Regions from separate parts of the Homo sapiens genome. Here region 1 is linked to region 2. A link is a loop called in an ENCODE intact Hi-C map of the cell type or tissue named here. Cell type or tissue: CD4-positive, alpha-beta T cell. All regions are shown on one strand. Links, peaks and the distances in the headings refer to the core of each region. The heading gives the core; the rest is flanking DNA.

Region 1 (10,276 bases), core at 1,262-9,261, 79 kb after region 2:
CAGAGAGCTGTCTGACCTCTCCAGCGTCAGGGCCCCCTGAAAAGTGCAGCATAACCCTTAGTAGGACAGAAAGACCATTGTCTTCTGCCAACCATTACAAAGTGGAGTGGGGCTGGGGTTAGGAAACACAGACAAATCAGAAGAGGCTGAGAAGGCGGAGATGAAAGTGCATAGGTGTTTGCAGGGAGCTGGGGAATAGTTCGTGCCTTCCAAGCTCAACAAGAGAGCATTCAGCAGAGACCAGAGAATCACCACTTTTGGAGGGTGATTTTACCTTGTGAGAACAGAGCACAGGGTGTGTGGGACCCAGGGCATCTTCGGCAATGCGGGCGTGACTTGGCGGGATGTCGGTGTTTGTGTTTGCATGTGTGTGTGCGTGCGTGCATGCTCAGTCTGGAAAACTGGTGACTCACTAAAACACCGAGCTTTCTGATCTGAAGAGCTTATATTCGGCTATTTTTAGCTCGTCTTGTCTCTTGGCCCTTTTTTTCCCCTTGTCTGTTTTCAAATGTAGAGGAGTCTGGAGACCATGAATGCCGTGTGTGTGTGTCTGCTAATTTAGAGCTTGGGCCCAGAGGTGGGTACCCCTGAAGGTGCAGAGATGAAGGCACGTGGGGTGTATGTGTGTACAGCAGGGACACACTGACACAGACAGGGTGCACATGCTCTTATTCTGGCATGTACACACGCGTACCATGCATACGTGCAAGCAGGAGTGAGGCCAGAAACGTCCCTGGAAACTCCGGCCTACACTCTCTTCACGTGGGTTGGTGTACAGCTACCCACTATGCATACTTCACAAGTATAACTGCCTCCCCACCCCAGCCCCTGCCTCACACGACCCAGGTGGGCACACTCTCATGAGGCACATGGCCACAGGCACAGTCTGGGCCTATCTTGGGGAATGGCCCCAGCCCCTGTGCCTTGTTTCTTCTCTGTTCAGCCACTCTTCCAAAAATTATGACTTCTTCTCAAGAAGGCCTTTCTCTGCTGGTTGGCAATAGGAAACACGAAGTGCCAGCTTCTGCACTTGGCTTCTCCTGGGACTCATTCAGCTGATCCCACCTGCCCACCACCATTGGCCGAGACCGCCTCCCCAGTCCAGTGGTCATCCAGCTACAGGGGGTCTGGCAACTGCTTAGAGAGGCCAGGCAGGGGTCAATGCTGTGTGAGCTCCGTTCCTCTAGCCGGGAGAGAGGGAGAAAGGAGAGCGAGCTCGGATTGCCATCTGCCTAGGTGCAGTGTGGGGCAGGCGGGGAGCGGAGCTCGGACTGCCGTCTGCCTAGGTGCAACGTGGGGCAGGCAGGGAGCGGACAGCACTCTTCAAGGCTCTAGAACGCTGGTGGGTTCCTGGACCTTGACTCTGTGTGACAGGACTGTGTATGCAACCCAGTGTCAAGAGCAGAAATGCGCAAATGCTGCCTATGACCAGTGCCTCAGTGATGCGGCACGCCTGGGAAAGGGCACCCACAGCCTCTCTTTCCACACAGCACACATGCTGTGCACTCACGCACAGCAGCACGTGCCTGCATGCACACACTCTTAGAAGCCTGCGTGAGAGAGAACACGAGCCTTCGTTACTCCAGACACCAAAGCAAGCTCTGAGCTGCATCATCCCTCAAGTCTGCAGTTTAGGCATGGCTCAGAGGCCCCAGCCAAGGCGGCCAAAACCCAGCCATGTGTTGCTCCTTAAGCCATGTCTTCTGCTGAGAGTCTGCGTCAGCCCAGAGGAGGGGCCCTCGGTCTCCCTTGCCTGCCGGGAGGCCCTGTGGTTCCTGGTGTCCAGTGGGCTCAGCGTCACGTCCTGGAAGGAGCCACTACCCGCCTACTGCCCCACTGCATTCCACTCCACACACATTTGGGGATCCAGCGCTCTGTGCAAGGCACTCCATGTCATCATGATGAAGGAGGACCAGCCGGAGTCCCCACCCCCAGACCCCTGCCCCAAGATAGGCTGGCACAGAATAAGATGCCTGCACAATTAGCCATTGCAGGACTCGTCACCCAGGGTGTGTGTGGTCATGAGCCACGCAGAAGGGATAATTCTCTCTTCCTCCTGGGGCCTGGGGGCCTTCACAGAGAACAGGACAGGGGCTTTTGCCTGGGCCCTGAATAATGAACAGATCTCCCCAGGCCAAAGAGGAACTTCTCAGGCAGGGAACTGGCCTGCATGAAGGTGTGGGATTGGGAAGCGTGGACAGGGGCTCGTGGGGAGAAATCAGATCTTGCCAGCAGACAGACTGGAGCTCAAGCCTGCCTGACTTGCCTCCGGTTCTGTGGCTCTTGCCTGAAGGAGAAGTGATTTTGAATTATCTACCTCTCTTCTTACCCCACATGGAAGGAAAAAGTCTTTTTATCTTGAAAGATCTGGACTCCTTCTGCCTTCTGAGCATCTGTAAGATGGAGATACTAATAGGGCCTTCCCTATAGAGATATTTTGAAGATTAAATGAGAGACCTCATGGAAAGCTGTTAGCACAGAGCTGAGTAAGTAAGCATTGTCATTAGTTATTATTATCCTATTTTATAGGCTACCACAGTGATTCTCAACCGATTTTACCCCTCAGAGGTCATTTGGCAATGGCTGGAGACATGTTTGGTTGTCACAACTTGCAGGAGTGGGAGGGAGGCTGCTCCCCGCCCCTGGTGGGTAGGGCCAGGGTGCTGCTAAGCACCCACCATGCACAGGGCAGCCCCCACAGCAGAGCAGAGCCCCCCCAGAATGCAGAGAGCACAGAGGCTGAGAAGGCCTGGGCTGGGGGGTTTCACCTTCTCCTGAAGACAGTGCGGTGACCACGATTTTCAAGCAGGGAATGACATCATAAAATCTAAGTTTCAGAAAGAAAAATCTGGCAACATTGTGACATGTCTAGAAAGCTCAGCCAGGGGCACTGCAGACCTGCAGATGAGACCGGGGGGAAGGAGGGCTGGGTCTGCAGCAAGACCAGGAGGCCGCACATTGGCAAGAAGAGAGCAGGAGAACCTGCTGAGGGCTAGAGGAAGGAAGGGACAGGCCTGGGGCCACTGGAGGACCCTAAAGTTTCCAGCGCATGGACCTGAGCAGATGGTAGTGCCGCCTTTCAACAGCATAGGAAGAAAAGACTCCATTTGGGAACTGTGTCCTCCAGGGCCCAGGTTGGGGGAAGCTCCTCCACCAACCTGTACGTGAGCCATGCCCCTCCAGTCCATCTGCTCCCACTCAAGGGGGGACCACCCTTCAAGAGACCCTCACCCAGCCCATCAGTGCCCAAGAGAGGCAGGCATCCAACTGCACCATCTCCCTCTCCTTCCCCATGCAGCTCCCTCTGAATGATGATCAGTGAGGCCCTGCAAGACAGCCTCCCGAGGCCGAGCCACCGAGCTACAGGACGAAGATGATCTTTCTGGGCTCCTGATGTCCAGACCCTGTCTTGTCTTTCAGCATGTTCAGAATACCTGTGGCTGCTGTGGGCAGAGAGGAGGTACCGGGGAAGTCCTGGCAGACTTATCTATCGGCAGAGAGACTGAGTCTCCATGCCACCCCAATTCCCCCTGCCCTTTTGACTGAGCTCTGAACACAAGTTAGAGGAGCTGGGGGAAAGCTCCAAGCAGTCAATACATCAACCAGTGAGCACGTGACATGTCCTGTCTCGTGCTCAGCGCTGGGGAGGACATCCCCACAAATATCACAGCTCAAATTCACTGGTTGGGAAGGCAAGACTCACAGGCAGAGAAGAGTCAAAAAACTATTAAAGAGGCCCCTGGCATAGTCTGAGGAGCCCTGGATAGAGGTAAGACCAGAGTTCTATCCCCAGGCCTCAGGCCTGAAGCAGGTCCCTGTACTTCCAAAAGCTCCAGCTACACCAAGTTATAGACAACTTCTCATGGCCTGGATTGTGGATGGCAGTGGCGCATCTGATTGATGGGTACTGATGCCTGGAGCACTGTGCTGAGGAGGAATCCGAGGCAGCAGCAAGTTTAGTAGGACTGTGATGGCCAACCGGCGAGGCGAGCGGTAGGTGCCACCGGGATGTCATGGGGATGTACCTCCTGCTTATTAACCCTTCTGGTTAAGAGCAACTGACTGGAGCCATTTCTAAGGACTCCTCCAGCTCCCAAATGGGATAATTCTATGATGGAAACGTTACATTTCAAGGCACTGGCTGGAGCAGAATAAGGCAAAGCAGGAAGAGATCTGCATGGGTTGGGCTGATCAGGGAAGGCTTTGGGAAGGAGGCGGCACTTTAGTGCGGCCTCAAGGTGGGGGAGTGTGAGTAGCTGTACCGGAGGTGGGAGGACGTTTATGTGCATAAAACTGGGGCTGAGCATGGGCTGTTCTTGGTACAGGAGGGAGGCGGCTAGCATCGCTGGAATGCGTTGTCTGTGTTTGGGGCAAGTATGATTACATATGGGAGAGCACACTGCCTGAGAGCTTCCCACATTGAAGCCACAAGCAAAGATGACGTTCCATGCATGCTGGCTTCCAGTCCTCACAGCTCGTCTTCAAGGCAAATGCTCTTCCCAGCCTTCCCTAGCATTCTGTGACTTGCTCAGGGCTACCGCTGGCAGGTGCGAATCCTGCATTCAGCCTGGGCAGTGCGGTTCTGATGGCTTCGGGCATAACTTCTCTGCTCTGGTGCCTTCTCTACTCTTAGAAGCTGACCAGTAAGGAAACCCAGCAATGCAGTTGAGACACCATGGCCGGATCTGTGGATTCTAGGGACCAGGAAGAGGCAGGAACAGCTGTAGACTGAGGAAGGAGGGCCTTGCTTGAGCCATCAGTCACACAAACAGATCCAAGCAAAGAACAGGGCAAGGTGGACACAGATCAAAGATGGGCACTAAATGCCACTGGGTTAGGGCTTGCTTTAGACCCCCCCAAGTCCTACATAATCTACTGGAAACAACAAAAAGTGTCCCAACCCTCTGGGAATAGGCAAGAAGGTGTGGGAGGTCATGAAATTCCAGGGACGTGGGGCTCAGCCTGTGAGGATGGGAATAGAGCCTGCCATGGTCTTAACACCAGCCCAGAGGCAGAAGGCAACTGTCTAAATAAAGATCTCATTTCAGACAAAGCTTAACCCTGCCTTTGCCCAGGCCCGCAGCCTCCAGCTGTCTCCACGCTGTCCCTGCCTGGCACCTGGTGGTGCGCTGGGGAACTTTCTCCCTCCTTCACAGCCCTCTCTCCTTCCTTTCTCCTTACTGGGTTCACAGACAGCTCCAGCCTCCACTCAGCTTGGCCTCTCAGTTCGACGGCACGCAGAAGATGCTGCTGTGCGCCGCCCTGCCCCAGGCTCCTGAGCAGGGGAAGGTGCTGTCGTGCGCCGCCCTGCCCCAGGCTCCTGAGCAGGGGAAGGTGCTGTCGTGCGCCGCCCTGCCCCAGGCTCCTGAGCAGGGGAAGGTGCTGTGTCTCGTCTTGCTTTCTTCACCTCTCCCACCACCCTGGTCCCCACCCATCCGGGGATGGATCCGAAACCAGCCCGGGTATGAAACTCTCCGGCCTCTCTCCCAAACATCCTCGTGCCCCTGCTCCCCTTGCTCTGGTCCCACTCCATCTCAAGCCCCCTCTGCAGTCCTCCCTTCTGGTTTCTCCCTCTGGCCTCCGGGAGGCCTCTGGTGCCCGCACAACTTCCTGGCATTGAGGAAGGACCAGAGCTGTAACGTGGGGCTGGAAGGTCCCAGAACCACCAGCTAGTCCTGCCCTGCCAGCCTCTCCTTGTTAAGCTCTCCCTCCTGCTGTTCAGTCTATGCTCGACGACTAGAGGCCTGATTTTGAAACTCTCTTTTGGGGCCACTGGGTCAGGCCAGCCCTCCTCACTGTCAGGAAATGTATCCTCATTTCTTACCTTAATTTCTCAACCGCAGCCGTTCTTTCTTGCTCTGAGAAGTCACCCGGCGTGATGCTGCGGCCATGCTACTCCTCAGCGCTCTGCTTCCCAACCAAAACAATGCTCCTTCTCATCTTTTCCAAAGCTTCCGGCCCCAGCAGTTCTCGGACCTGGGGTAGTTTCCTCCCCGCAAGTAACAAAGGAGGACAAGCCCCAGCTTCTCTAAGATGCCTTCAGCTGCCTGGAAGAGGCCTGTGGAAGGCCCTGCAACTCTCCGCAGACCTCTGGGCATTGCTGCTGCTTCTCAGTGCCCCTCGTCCCCTCAGCCAGGTGAGTCACCATCATCCTCGCTCCTCCCAGACCCGAAACCTCTCCTCTCCCATCCTTCCTTCTCTTTGTATCTCTTTCCGTTTAAACACGCGAACGAACGCGTGTCCACACACGCATATCATTTCGGGCCCTATCTGGAGCTGTCATTGACAGAACTCAAATTGTGATAGGCAAATTGGCTTCAATGTCAGAGACAGGAAACCCAGTATGCATCTCCCGGTGCCTGGAGAGCGAGGAGATAAGAGAGCAGAGATGGGCTGCCTCGGCCAGCAGCACCGGAGCAGGGACGGTAGCCAGGGAAGCAGGTCTTCTGCGGCTCCGGCTCAGGCACCAGAGTCCTGAGTGCTGGGGACCCTGGCTTGATTCTTACCCCCAGCGTGATGTGGGATAACAAAAGGAGGATGGAGCACCTCCGAGATGCACTGAGCCCTTCCCGAGGGCTTCTCTAAGACAACCCAAGTTCTTTCCTAGCGGGAATCAGACATCTACAGCAGGGACCCTTAGCCCCCAGATGCCACATCCTACATGTAGGGCCGGTCACTGCCCTGGCAGTTAGGAGGGGACGGGTGAGAGCTGCTGCCGAAAAGAGGAGCAGCCGTTCCAATGCCATCATACCTCTGCTTGTCCCCGTTACATAAAGCTCCAGCTGACTTGGCGTAATGACTAAGAAAACTTTCCAAACTTTCCGAAGACAGTTGGTGATCCTCTACCCTCCCGGTGACTGGTGAGAACTACCCCCACAGAGAGCCAGCAGAGAGGAAGGCTCCCAGCTCCGGGCCCTGACTCATCACACACACAAACACTCCCCAGCACTCTTTCCCAAAACAGTTCCCCTCCCACCCATCCACCCTCCTACCGGGGCTGGGTGACAAAAATGAACGCCCCAGAGATCTTGCCAAGTTCTGGGCCACGCTCAGCCCAGGGAACACGCAATTCCCCGTAGAATGGGAGGAGCAGGCCCCGCCCCCTCTGGAAGCAAACAATGTCCATTGGAAGGAAACGACCACCTGACTCTACAATGATCACTGTACTGTTTTCCAAATACCTTGGACCACTCTCCCCCAAGAAAGAGTTCAAAGCTCTATAATCATAAAATATTAGAGCTTAAGGCAATCTTAAAGGTCATCTGTAGCGCCTCTCCCCTTCCCTGCTTCCATGCATCTACACGTGGATTCATTTCTTTATCTATCTGTTCATCAGATAGCCACTCAGTTCCTACAGTTTGCCCATGTGCAACGCACGCACTGGAGGCCTCACAGACGCACTGTCTCCTCAAGGCGCTTGTCATCTAGTGGGTGAGAAAGCAAGTGACAAGGCGTTGGAATAAGTAGGACAGGCACTGTGGTAGGAAGAGTGCATGTTCTAGAAGCACCGAGAGGGCACGTCACCCCCACCTTGGGGTAGTGGGGGGAATTCATGGAGACTTACTGGGAGATATTATATATATCTATGTATATGTACATAATAAATATAAAAATGTATTATAAGTAAATATATAAAATATAAACAAAAATATAAAATATATAAATATATATTATATAAAATATACATATATATTTTTTGAGACAGAGTTGGGCTGGAGTGCAGTGGCACAATCTCGGCTCACTGCAACCTCTGCCTCCTGGATTCACGCAATTCTCATGCTTCAGCCTCCTCAGTAGCTGGGACTACAGGCACACACCACCACGCCCAGCTAATTTTTGTATTTTTAGTTGAGATGGGGTTTTGCTGTGTTGACCAGGTTGATCTCGAACTCCTGGCCTCAAGTGATCTGCCTGTCTCAGCCTCCCAAAGTGCTGGGATGACAGGCATGAGCCACTGTGCCCAGCCTGGGAAAAATTATATTTAAGTTGAGCTATAAAAAATAAGGAAATTCCTTTTCAATCAATAAGAGGTCTGCTCATCACTCAGTACGGCTAAAGCATAGTGTCAGGCACACTGCATGATGATGAATCGAATGTAGTGTCCACACATAGAGTTTAACGCCTAGTGAGGGACATACAGTAAAGGTACGCATGACTAGAATATTCTATGCTCCCAATAGAAAGAAAAATGTTCAGGGATGGCCATCCCAAGTGCCCTGACTTAATCATCACACATTATATACATGGATCAGAATATCACATGGTCCCCAAAATATCTACGATGTATGAAAAAACCAGAATATACCTCGAAGCACCAGATAATGCTCCTAAAAGAAGGATCTGTGGAGTCCCAGGGAGGGTTTCAGAGAGGATGAGGGAAGTTCCCAGCTGGAAAGACTTGCAAAAGCCCCATGGAAGAAATCTGAGTTCACCTTCAGGATGGCTAGGATTTAAAGGCACAGAGGGAGAAAGAAGGGCATTCTGAGCAAAAGCCATGCTACCAGCAAAGTGGAAGAACCAGTGCCGTCTGGGGGAAGAAGGATACACCAGTCTGACCGAGGCACACGACAGGCAGTCGGGGCAGACGCGGCGTGAACACAGGCAAAGTCTGAGGACGCTCTGAAATTGAAAGCCAGGCCCTGCAGTTTCTCAAGGTCACAGAGTGAGGAGAAGAGCAGGACTTCCGACGTGAACTGCAGTGCTCCTTCACAGATGACAGATGGCACTTTTCCCCTTGTGATGCTTTGGCCCCTCCCTGCTGGAGGAACCCTGTGGCTGACTCCTCCCCTCCCCAGGGGGTCTCTGGATGCAAAGCAAGGAGACCCCAGGCTAACAATCCAGGCTGTTCTACTCTGGCTTTTGCATTTTTTTTTTTGGATAAGTACGTGGCCAGGCAAGGTGGCTCACACTTGTAATCCCAGTACTTCCAGATGGGGAAGCAGGAAGATCGCTTGAGCCCAGAAGTTTGAGACCAGCCTAAGCAACATAGTGAGACCTCATCCCTACAAAAAATTTTAAAAATTAGCTGGAAGTGGTGGCACACACCTGTGGTCCCAGTTACTTGGGAGGCTGAGGAAGACGGATCGCATGTGCCCAGGAGTTCAGGCTGCAGTGGGCTGTGGTCGTGACACTGCACTCAGCCTGGGTGACAGAGCGAGATCCTGTCTCTAAAACACAATCAATCTATATTTTTAAAACTCTTTTGAAGAGGGCAGCAAAATCCACCCCACCAACTGAACTAGGGTCGCACCCTGGCTCCTAAGCAGCCCAGTGTGAAATATTTGGAACTCTTACGGCTGTTCTTTCTTCTTCCTCATCTCCACACAAATACACTAACCTACGGCTTTCAGTCTTAGCCCTTTATTGCTTTATGTACATGCCCGGCTCAGGGCTTACATCCATCTGGGTATCTCTGCTTAAGACTGCAAGTTCTTAAAATACCGGGATGCTGCCTGTAATCCCAGCACTTTGGGAGGCTGAGGCGAGAGGATCCCTTGAGGCCAGGAGTTCGAGACCAGCCTGTGCAACACAGAAGACACTATCTCTACAAAAAATTAAAAAATTAGCTAGGCATAGTGGCACATGCCTGTGGTCCCAGCTACTCCGGAGATTGAAGCAGGAGGATCACTTGAGTGAGGGAGGTGGAGGCTCCAGTGAGTCGTGATCGTGCCACTGCACTCCAGCCTGGACGACAGAGCGAGACCCTGCCCCCTCGCCAAAAAAAAAATACTGGGATGCTATACACAAAATTGCCTTGAAAACTTGAGCACGGAACACCAAACAGCTAAGCGTGCCGGTTTGGGGAGGGCGGGGGAGGAATAAGGAGCTGCAACGGTAAGAGGCCGCCACACGGTGGCGCAGTGAGGCTGGGAAACGGTGCACCCCGCGCAGGAGGGGGCACTCCCCGTCGCGGCCACCCGGGGTGGGCAGGAGGCGGCGCGGGCTGGCTGGTCTCTCCCGAGAAGGTTCTCTCCCGAGAAGGGTGCGTCTCAGGGCTTGTCAGTGGACCCCTGGAACATGGGGAAGACGCACAGACAAGGGTTTCGCTCTTTGCTCTCCTCTCTCCTTGTCAGACCTCTGTGACCAAGAGAGGCCCAGGGGCACCTGAAGGCCACCACGGTTGTATCCTGCTCTGAGAACCCATCCCTAGGTTGGGAGAGGGAGCAGCCGTGTGCAGGTGGAGATCCTAGCGACAGGAGGAAGTGCCTGCCTGCGTGCGTGCGTGCCTGCGTGCGTGCGTGCCTGCGTACGTGCGTGCGTGCGTGCGCACTTGTCC
Region 2 (10,276 bases), core at 1,424-9,423:
TGGGCATGGTGACTCACCCCTATAATCCCAGCACTTTGGGTGGCTGAGGCAAGAGGACCGCTTGAAGTCAGGAAGTTGAGACCAGCCTGGGTAACAAAGCAAGACCCCATCTCTACAAAAAAAAAAAAAATTTTAAATTAGCAGCACGGTGGCATGCTCCTGTCGTCCCAGCTACTTGGGAGGCTGAGGTGTGAGGATCCCTTGAGCCCAGGAGTTCTGGGCTACAGTGAGCTATGATTGCACTACTGTACTCCAGGCCAGGTGATAGAACAAGACCCCATTTTAAAAAAATTGCTACAATGTCCAGAGTTCTATTGAGGTGCAATCTCCTCTGAAGGCCACAGCTTGGTTAGGTGGTGGTAACAGACCCAGAGACTGATCCAGCCCTTCCTAGCTTAAGATACCCGTTCCGACCACCATAGGATCATTTTATATTTCATCCAGATGAGTCCACAGCCCAGGAAGAGGATCTACCCAAATCCCATCCATTGCAGGGTGCAGCCTAATGTTGCTTCCCTGTGCTCTCACCATCCCGCGCATACGGCAGAGGTAACATGTATGCTAACTGCTGCCCACATATGCAAGTGGGCAGCAGATGACACTCTCTCAGAACCTGTCCTGGTCATTTGTGTGTGCACAGGTATAAACATGCATCTCTACAGAGCAGAATTCTCTCATGCTGAGCCTGAAGTCCAAGTTCTTAAAGATTTGTTTGTGGCAATGTAGTAGAAATTAATGATAAAGAAACTAGAATTTTAGCTGAACTGTATTCATTTCTTGCCTGGCTGAGAAGGGAGGAGTCCTTGCCCAAGGTCGAAAGTAGACCTATAATTTAGGATAAGTTTATTTGAAAACTAGGTGGACAGCACCCTCAGCCTTACTAATCCCTCTCCTCTTTCTTCTAGGTGTTCCAGGCCAGCTCTGAACAATCTCAGAGAAAACATATTTCATTGTTGTGTGACTTAAGGTAGGACTACAGAAAGGAAGTTCATTACTCTGCATGAAATTTGTCCCATAGAACTCAGGAGCCCTATATAGATAGCCCTGCTTGTGAACTGCCCCCCAGGAACATTTCACCCACACTGTTCAGCAACTCCTCACCTCGCCAATGTCTGCATCATTAAAAATGTTGTTCTCAGGCCTCCTGGGGCTACCCTGGCCCACCTGAGTATGCCCTTGTCTGCCCATGGCCACAGGCCCCAGCTGCAAGGCGCAGTGACAGATGAGCAGAGCGAACCTCACTCAAACTCTTGGCATCCAGAAGTCTGGAAGACAGCTAGAATCAGGGCTCCACTGCACCATCCAGCTCTGGCCCCAGCAGCCCAAAGGTGTGGGTCATTCTCTTTGTCTGAGTTCTACTTCCTCCATCTGGAAAAGGGACCGTAGAAGGTAGTGGGAACTAAGGCCCAGGAGAGAAGGATCTGAAGACTCTGATGGGCAGTTTCTTTGTCACAGACTCTCCAGCAGCCCAATGTCATGGCCCTGTGATATGATACAGGAAGAAAATGAGACCTGGCTTTCTCCCCAAGGCTTGAATAGCCAGAGATTCTAGTACAGCACAGACCTTCCACAGAGGCACATGGAGTCCTGGACTCAGGCAAATGGCAACCTTGAAACTGCCAAAAGGTGGACTCGAGCAGTGGCTCAAGAAGCTGTGAGGAGTCAGCCAAGGAGCAAGCCATGCTAGAATGCCAGAAACAGACAGGCCCAGGGCCTACGCTCAAGAAGCACCAGCAGAAGGGATTCCACAATGAATGAGTAGCACCTGGACACCAGCCTGCAGTCAGCACTGTGCTAGGCCCTATGGAGAACACCAGAGTGACCAGCCACAGTCTCAGTCACTCAGGACCTTGGCACCTGGATGGAAAAACAAGGCTGACCACATGAACGGCACTTACTAAACTCTGTCTACACCATCGCAAGAGTGATGATGGCCCAGACTTGAATTGCAGTAGAACAGGACAATGGCGCCGTGGCTCATGCCTGTAATCCCAGCACTTTGGGAGGCCGGGGCAGGCGGATCACCTGAGGTCAGGAGTTCAAGACCACCCTGGCCAACATGGTGAAACCCCATCTCTACAAAAAATACAAAAAATTAGCCTGGCTTGGTGGCAGGTGCCTGTAATCCCAGCTACTCGGGAAGTTGAGGCAGGAGAATCACTTGAACCCGAGAGGTGGAGGTGGCAGTGAGCCGAGATTGTACCATTGTACTCCAGCCTGGACAACAAGATGGAAACTCCATCTCAAAAAAAAAAAAAAAAAAGAAGGAAAAGAAAATGGAGATGGTGCAGATGGTGAGGGCTGAGTGAAGGAAGTGAGGTCTGAGCTCAGTCTTCAAGAAAGGAGAGGGAGAGACGGAATGGAAGAATAAGAGACTGCCAGCCAGGAAAGCTGCTGCTCTGAAACTTGCTGAGGTCAAGGGGCTGGCCTGTGCAGCACCTAGCCAAGTGGGCATTCCCTAAAGATGTGTGGCAACCGAACGTGCGGAAGTGGCAAGGAGGTAGCCCGGCTGGTCAGTGTGTGGCACGAGGAACAGGCTTCCATGTTTAGAACAGAACTGTGTTGGGGGAGAATGAGGAAATAAGTCCACTCAGAAAGGTGGAAAGGAGGCATAGGCAAATGGGGCGAGTTGTAGGTTAATTTGGAGGGAGGTGGTGAGAAACAGGTCTGGGTGGAAGGAAATGCTGAGGAGAAAGCACCTCTCTTGGCCGAAACAAAACTGAAGCCGAGGGCACAGAAGTGGGGGCTGGAGAGAGGAAAGAGGCCCTCGCAGGGGTGTGGGGGGCCTGCGCTTCTGCTTTGGGCCTGCAGATGGATAGGCTGGGGGTGGGGGAGGAGACTGGGCCCTGGAGCCACAGCTGGAGGGCTCTAGGGGGTCTATTCTTGTACCCATTCGACCCCCAGACCTCTCATTCCCGGACCTCTCCACACTGAGCTCTCAACACCCACACAAAAGGGCCTTGTGTGGTATTACTGGAGATGCCCAATGCAGCTTTATCTCACTGCCCCCACCCTTCCCGGGAGCCTTGGCATGCACATTGCCCCAGCAGGTGCAGGGGACAGGAAGAGAGGGGCTGGGGACCAGACAGGGGGCAGAGGTCAGATGGAAACATCAGCCTGCCTTCCTCCGCTGCTACCCCGCTGCCCGGCCTCTTTCACAGTCTTCTATCCTAACCCCTCCCTTCTCTGTTTCTCTCCTCTCCTCCTCTCTGTCCCTCCCCTCGCTGGGCTTCAGAGTGGTATGGACAGCCTAGAGACAGATCCGGATTTATTCTTGGAAAACACGTCCATGGCAGAGGGTACCACAGCAACAAGTTTCCATGGTACTTGGACACAAGGCAAATATGGCACAGAGGAGAGATTCCTGGACTCTGAGTCAGAAGACCTGGGTCCTGTCCCTGCCTCTCCTCACCACCAGTGCCTCCTTAAGCAAGTTGCGTAACCTCCCTAAGCCTCGTTTTTTTACAAATGTCCAACCACTCAATCAACAGTCTGAACAAACCAACGTGTGCCAAGCACCTACTGGGAGCTGAGCACTTTACTAGGTGCAAGACAAGTAACACAAACATGGTTCTTGCCCTCACAGTACGTACAGCTAAGAGACAACAGGGTTGCTCAGAAGAATTAGTGAGCTAAGAGGTTAGTATGGCAGCCAGTCCGCAGCAAGTGCTCAAGAGGTGCTATGCACAGGAGGTCTACCAGAAGCCCAGTGAGGAGAGCGCAGCCGGACCTCCATCTGCCCTGTGGGATGTGGTTGCAATGGCCCTGACTAGAATTAGAGGGTGGTGCTTAACCTCTGACCTTGTCTGCAGCCCAGTGTCTGTTCTAGGTGGTTAAAGACAAGGGGAAAACATGAGATAGAGGATAGAGAGGACTGCCCAACCCGGCGAGGCCTGGCTGTCAAGGATATTTGGGTGTGTATGAATGAGAAGGGTGTGTTCCTGGGGGCAGGGTGAGAGGAATAAACATAATAACGGCACCTGTTTGAGAAAGGAGAGTTGATCCAGAGCCCTGACTGGGGAGGGCTCAGAAGCTGGACTCCCTCCCCACTCCCTTTCTAGGAAAGCAACTTGGAAAAACAGAGCCTGGGCCTTGGTGGTGGGCACAGCTGCCAGGGGAGCCTGGGGCAGTGGTGGGGGCGGGGTGCGTGTGGGAGGAGGCCAGTGGAGGCACTGAAAAGAGAGTCTCATGGGGAATCCGGGACAATGAGCTGATGGAAGGGGGAATATGGGGAGAAGGAGACGGAGGGGCTGGCTCTGCGAGGGCTGCTCTCCTGGCAGCTTCCCAAGGTTAATTGAGGGGCACCGAGCAGCCTCTGCAACATTCCAACAAGAGGGAGGCTGGTTTGAAAAGAGCATTTGCTGTGGGGAGAAGGGGCCTTTCTCTGCCCTGGGCTGCTGTCCCTTTGTGGAGGTTCTTTGAGGCATGAGCCCTGTGAAAAAGCAGGGACTGAGGAGGGGCCAGGGTGGATGGTTCACCATTCATCATCCAGGCCAACGGGCTGCTCTTGGCAGAGAAGAAGGGGTCAGTGGCTGGTTCAGCCACCCTCAGCCCTGAAATGATGGTAGCTGGGAAATCTCTGTACACGGAATTCCACCGAGTCTGACTCTAACATGATTTATGGGCATTTAGAGAAGGGCACGAAGGAAGAGAAGGGGAGGAGGCTGAGTATCAGCTGAAGGACAGGCAGGACAGGCAGTGCCCTTGGGGGGATCAGGAGTTGGCAGTGTAGAAGAAAATGTTGACAGTTTTTCAGAGACCTGTGTCTAGGTTGAAGGGTTTGGCATAATCAGAAATGCCCAGGCTTTTACCATATGGTGTGCTAACATAACTAAAACCCACGTGTTTCCACAAACACACACACAAGCAACATGCTGCACACACAGACATTGTAGGAACACACACACGTATGCAAAATCACACGTACAGAGGTCCACACACCAATGTGGGCCCTCCTGCGCACACACTCACACGCAGAATCTCTTCAGATAACCACACATATGTTATCTTCACCATCTGCTCCCTCTGGAGCTGCTCGTATGTGCAAGTGTGTGCCACATCCTCACGCATCGCGAGGCTAACGTGGGTTGTGTGCAGGTAGGACGCGTGAACACACGTGTTCATGTGCAGGTGGGCCTCGTGCTCTCCCACACCAGAACTCCTGGCATAGACGTACCCAGGACACCCTTCTCGTCTTGCCTAAAGCAGGTCCCAGGGAGACTTGTCCCCCCATACCCACCTTCTCCACCCCTGCTCCGGTCCCAGCGTCCAGGCTGCCGATGCCTCACGCAGTCCCGGCCTCCGGGGCACCCCCGGGTCCCACCCGCCCGGGCTACAGGCGCTGGGGAGCGACCGTCAGCAGGTGGCGCCGGCGGGAGCCTCGCGGAACCGACTGGCAGAAGGAGGACAAATCCGGTTTCCGCGCGGAAATGCGGCCATGCCGGCTAGTGCCTAACCCTCCTCACTGTGCTGAGACCGAGCCCCGGAATGATCTACCGAGACCACCAGGCCAAAGAACGCCACTCCCAAGAGAGAAGAGACAAAGGACAAGATCCTGCCCCTGGGAGGAGACAAGAGGCGCAAGATCAGGGACAGGAAAGCGGCGGGGAGCAACGAACCTCTTCTGCGGGGTCAGCCAGGGGCCCGGGTGTGTGTGCTTGTGTTCCGTGTGCACCTGGCTCAGTGTCTGCATGCACATGTGAGCGCTGCACCCTCATGCAGGGCGCTACCCGTGTGTCAGTGGATATGGAAGAAGGAGGTGTGAAAAGCTTTGAGGACACAGGTGTGTGTGCGTGCATGCGTGTGTGAGTGTGTGCATACGTCCCTGCGTGTCTGCACATACGGCTGCGTACAGGGCGACTCACGGAAAAGGTAAAGATGAAGCCAAGAAAACTAGACCTCACAACTGCAGTACAGCCAGCACCCCACAGACCACAGTCGTTAGCCTCCCCCACATACTCCCCACACCACGCACACTCCAGGGACACACACTCGCACACCACCCACGCAGACAGGTGCTGTGCCACCCCATAGAGACCTGCCACCCACACACTTTCTCACATACACGCAGGCCAGTAGAGAACCTAGAGATGCATACAGATACAGCAACGGCACACCGGCTGTGTGTGCACATGCACGCGTGTGCACTCACACACATGCTGCGCTGTACCTGTAGATCCGTAGTGCCCCACACGCCCAAGAAAGGGAGAGAGGTTTAGGATGGACAGATGACTCTCATCCTGTAAAGCACCCTGGTTTCTGAGCCTCTGGAAATCAGAGAGACATGTGGCATCAGAAAGCCCCTTGTCTGAGGATAGGGGTGCAGGGGAGTGAACAGAGAGCCTTGTACACACACACCCGTGTGCCCCAGGCTGGGGGCAGTGGTGGTCCAGCCGAGTCCTTCAGCACTGTGGACAGCGCCTCCATAGCAGGGCTGCGAAGCCTGGAGCAGTTCTCAGAGGTGCAGGACACCAGAGGCCGCTTACCTGCATCCAGAAGACCAGCTAAGTCAGATATATTCAAGTCCAACCCTGTTGACCCAGGAGTCTTATAAACAGGGGTTGAAAATACCTACCTCTCAGGGCTGTCGGGATGATCAAATGACTGGAGACCATACAGCACCCAGCACTGTGCCTAACATGTACTAGAGAACACTGTCAATATCGCTAACAACCACTCTGGCTCCCAGCCCCAGGCACTTCCAGGCCAGGAGATGAATAGTCTGTGCAAAGCATATTGATTTCCTTGGTGACACAGCATTGCCATGTTGCGGGACCATAAGCCAGGAGATCTGGGTTCATGCCCCAGTCTTGCCAAATTTTTGAGATGTAGGCAGGTTACTCACCCCATGTGAGTCTCAGTTTCCTGTCTACTAACCTGGAATAATCACCATAATAATACTAACACATATTGAGCTTCGTGAACGCCAAGTCCTGTTATAAGCACTTTACAAAGATTAAATCCTTGAATCCTCATGACATTAAATGGAATGATCTGTTACTATCCTCACTGTATAGAAGAATAAACGAAAGCACTTGCCTAAGATCACACCAATGGTAGGAGTAGAAACTGAATTGGAACCCAGGCAGCCCGCCTCCAGAATCTGTATTCTCAGCCATGACACTGTGTGACCTCCTTCGTGGCATGCCGTGTGCATCCAATGACGTCATGGGTCTAAAAGGAGCTTGAGGACTGCACAGCATTATACGAATGTTAGGGTATATTGTTATGCATCCCAGCCTAGCTCATGTATGAGTAATTGTGCAAGGAATGAGAACCGAAATGAATACAGGAAACCGGGTGGGGACGGGTGCCATCTGGGACTGGCGCATCACACCAAGAAGGGAGAAATGGGTAGAAGATGGGCCAAGAGGGGTGGGCAGGCATATGCACCCTCGCATGGCTTTTGACTCTCTCCTTAGTCAGTCCGTGACTAGCTAAGAGGTCAAAATAGTTTCTAGAAAATTAAGAAGATAATTTCAAGTCACCCTGAAATCCTTCTAATCCTTCTCTTAATTATAACTTTTGTCTCACCTGACATCTCTCTTCTCCTTCCAACCCCTAAAGCTGTATGCTGTCCGTTTATCCCTCTGCTCCTCCCGTCACCACCCCTCAACCACCTTCCCTCATGTGAAACCCGTCACCAGGTCTGTGACCTATCTGAGAATCACTATGCTAGGAGGACCGGTGTTAAGCCGAGTCATCCTAGGACAGGTCCCAGAAGGACAGTCAGGAGGGTTCTGTGGATTCAAGAAGGTACTTCTGATGTTTCAAAGTAGTTCTTGGATGTGGAGACCGAGAACTACTTTGCAGATTACTTTAGGCAAAGGAGACCTCTGGGCACTGCTAGGTCCCCGACCAGCCTCATCCTATGACCTGCTGCTTTCTGTAGAAGGTTCTCTGATGCTCAGAATGGAATCATTTCACTTACATAAGCACACACCCCATCTTTTTGGAAGCCCCATACCTCTCATGCTTGGTTGGCTGCTGTGCAGGGCAGAACAGTCACTGGCCAGGGACGGAGGGGCTTTCAGACCCTCATTTTACCCCATCTCCTATGCTGTCCCAATCTTCCTTTTCTTCCCAGAATCCCAGGCAGTCTTCCCAGCCCTGAGCTGGTCCCCCTTCCTTCCCCTCCTTGCTGATGAATCTGTTAGGACAGAATTCTTCCCTTGTGCTCCTCACGCTGGCAAATGATCTCAGGCGTTTAACAGCAATGGCTGTGAATCTGTCACCATTAGCAGTCAGTGAAGGCACCCAAGCACTCTGCTCTCTGTTTTGTTCTTACTCGTTTTCTGTCTCCTGTCATGTTCCCCTCCTGTTTCCTGAACCTGCGCCCCCCGACCCTCCACTGCCTAAGAAAGATGCAGCTGCTTCTCTTCCAAAGCCCATAGAACAAGAGTCTTAAGGAGCCTCAGAACAGCCCGGGTTTTCAAGAACGGTCATTTGGTCCTTCCATCTTCACTCTTCACTCACAGCAGAGATGGCCCCACTTCTCTCCTACCCTACCACAGGCAGGCGGGATGCCAGGCACTCAGGCTTCCCTGTAGCAGCCCCTGCCCTGAGCTGGTACTACCTGCTTCCTGACATCTCTCTGGGTTTCCACCCCCTAAAGCTCTGTTTCTGTTCCGCCAAACCAGGCTCATGGACCACCGGTGTCAGGATCACCTGGAGCACATGATAAGAACTCAGCTTCCGGACTTCACCTCAGATGCCCCCAGACCTGCTGAATCACAGCCTGGAAGCAGGGCCCGAGAGTAGAGCCTCTGCAAAGCCCCTGAGGCTCAGGCACAGCTTGGGGAGCCACGGCCCTTGTAGGAGCAGGGACCATACTCCAAACCACAAACCTTCTCTCCAGATGACCAGGTGTCCTCAGACACACACAAGCTCTGTGACCTGTTGCTAGAGGAACCCCTGTGCTGGCCGAGCTGGGCCTGAACTGTGAACCAGGCTCTGCCAATCACTCATTATGGGAACCCTAGCAAGTCACCTTGCACATGTGCCTCCATTTCTGCAGCCACAAAGTGGGGCTTGATACTTGTTATCTCGTCTCATGATTATGATATAAGGTTCAAAGGAGAAAAGAAAAATGGAAATTTGTTGAAAGGCAAGTTGAATAAATGACGTGTGATTCTATTATCATGTAAGAGACGCCTGGTGGTGAAAGACACGGTGTCTGTCAGGAGATGCTGTTCCCATCACGCTGTAGACCAGCAAACAAGCAGCGTGGCCTCCACCCCAACACTCCCTGTGGGCTTTTCTCGGAGCTTGTCCTGAGCCCAGGAAAGGAAAGGAGGCTGTGCTGGGCATCAAGCACTCACATGAAGAGTCCCGGAACCTGCTGAATGAGGCTTTGCTCCGCCCACGCTGCCCCCATCTGCCCACAGGCCTGCAGCCCCTACCAAGAGCAGTGGGCCCAGCCCTCTGCATCGGCTCCTCTCCCTCTAATTACTCTTCACACACTCTGGTGCCAGGCCCTCCAACCAAATTACAATTGATTCTTCACTCCTCTTGGATCAATGCCATCGACCCTGGAGCATGGAGGACAAACCCAAACTCACCCTCTAGGAACCAATGGCCCAAGGCAAAGCCCGGCAAGAGACCTGCACGTGCAAACTTGGAATGTGCATGCACACATGTATGCACATGCACACACACACATGCATTCATCCCCTTGCCCAAGAAGCATATGGATCAGCATGCACACACAATGCACCGGGCCACATATGGGTATCCACATGTAGACACATACATAGCTTGATATAGACAGACACTTTCATGCATGTCTACATGCACGTACACAAAAAGCACACAGGCCCACTCATATGCAGGGGTACAGACGCATGCCATTGGCTAGAGAAGAGGACACTCTGAGGCTCACAGGAAGCATGCTCTGGCCAAGTGAGGAGCTGGATTCTAGCCCATCCCAGCCCCCTCCCCGGCTGCTCTCCTAGCTCCACGTGTGAGCACACCCACCATCAGTTACGGTGGGAGGGGCCCGGCATCCTGCGACACACACCTCCGAGCCAAAACTCCTCTGCCGTTGTGGAGGCCTGTGGCGTGCCCTCCCCTGCAATGGACCCTGCCCCATCATCCCTTTGGGGTGTTGGAGAAATGCCCAGCCACTTCTCCACCAGACAAAGCCCGTTATAACTCAGCTGGGCTCTCTCTACACCTCAGTCCTCAGAGGAGCTTGGAGTGCATCTGCACCTGAGGCCCCAAACCATTGGAAAGGAGGTGCCAATCCCTACAGATGCCAACACAGAATGACAGCCAC

What was found. Hi-C counts contacts between places; a loop is a spot of excess contacts. Peaks named below come from ENCODE experiments on the same cell type or tissue, not always from the same donor. Only the 100,000 strongest peaks of a DNase experiment are listed, where the experiment ranks them.
Region 1: it touches region 2 in a loop (3-fold over the local background); 50 of 110 quality-filtered maps call a loop at or near these places.

Annotation. Positions count from the first base shown.
Region 1 is chr11:134,040,810-134,051,085 of GRCh38, forward strand. It overlaps LINC02731 (long intergenic non-protein coding RNA 2731), which reads left to right. Exons shown (of 3, transcript NR_027276.1): 3 at 1-532. Among named protein-coding and RNA genes, the nearest start is that of LINC02731, 14 kb to the left of the region's middle. RefSeq lists enhancers at 4,806-5,306, 5,307-5,807, 5,656-6,855. In CD4-positive, alpha-beta T cell, for the core only: no CTCF peak of the experiment used is centred there; a DNase peak (open chromatin) is centred at 5,102; H3K27me3 peaks cover 445 bases.
Region 2 is chr11:133,962,093-133,972,368 of GRCh38, forward strand. No RefSeq gene overlaps it. Among named protein-coding and RNA genes, the nearest start is that of IGSF9B, 10 kb to the left of the region's middle. In CD4-positive, alpha-beta T cell, for the core only: a CTCF peak has its summit at 5,339 (motif pointing right); a DNase peak (open chromatin) is centred at 5,389; H3K4me3 peaks cover 574 bases; H3K27me3 peaks cover 227 bases.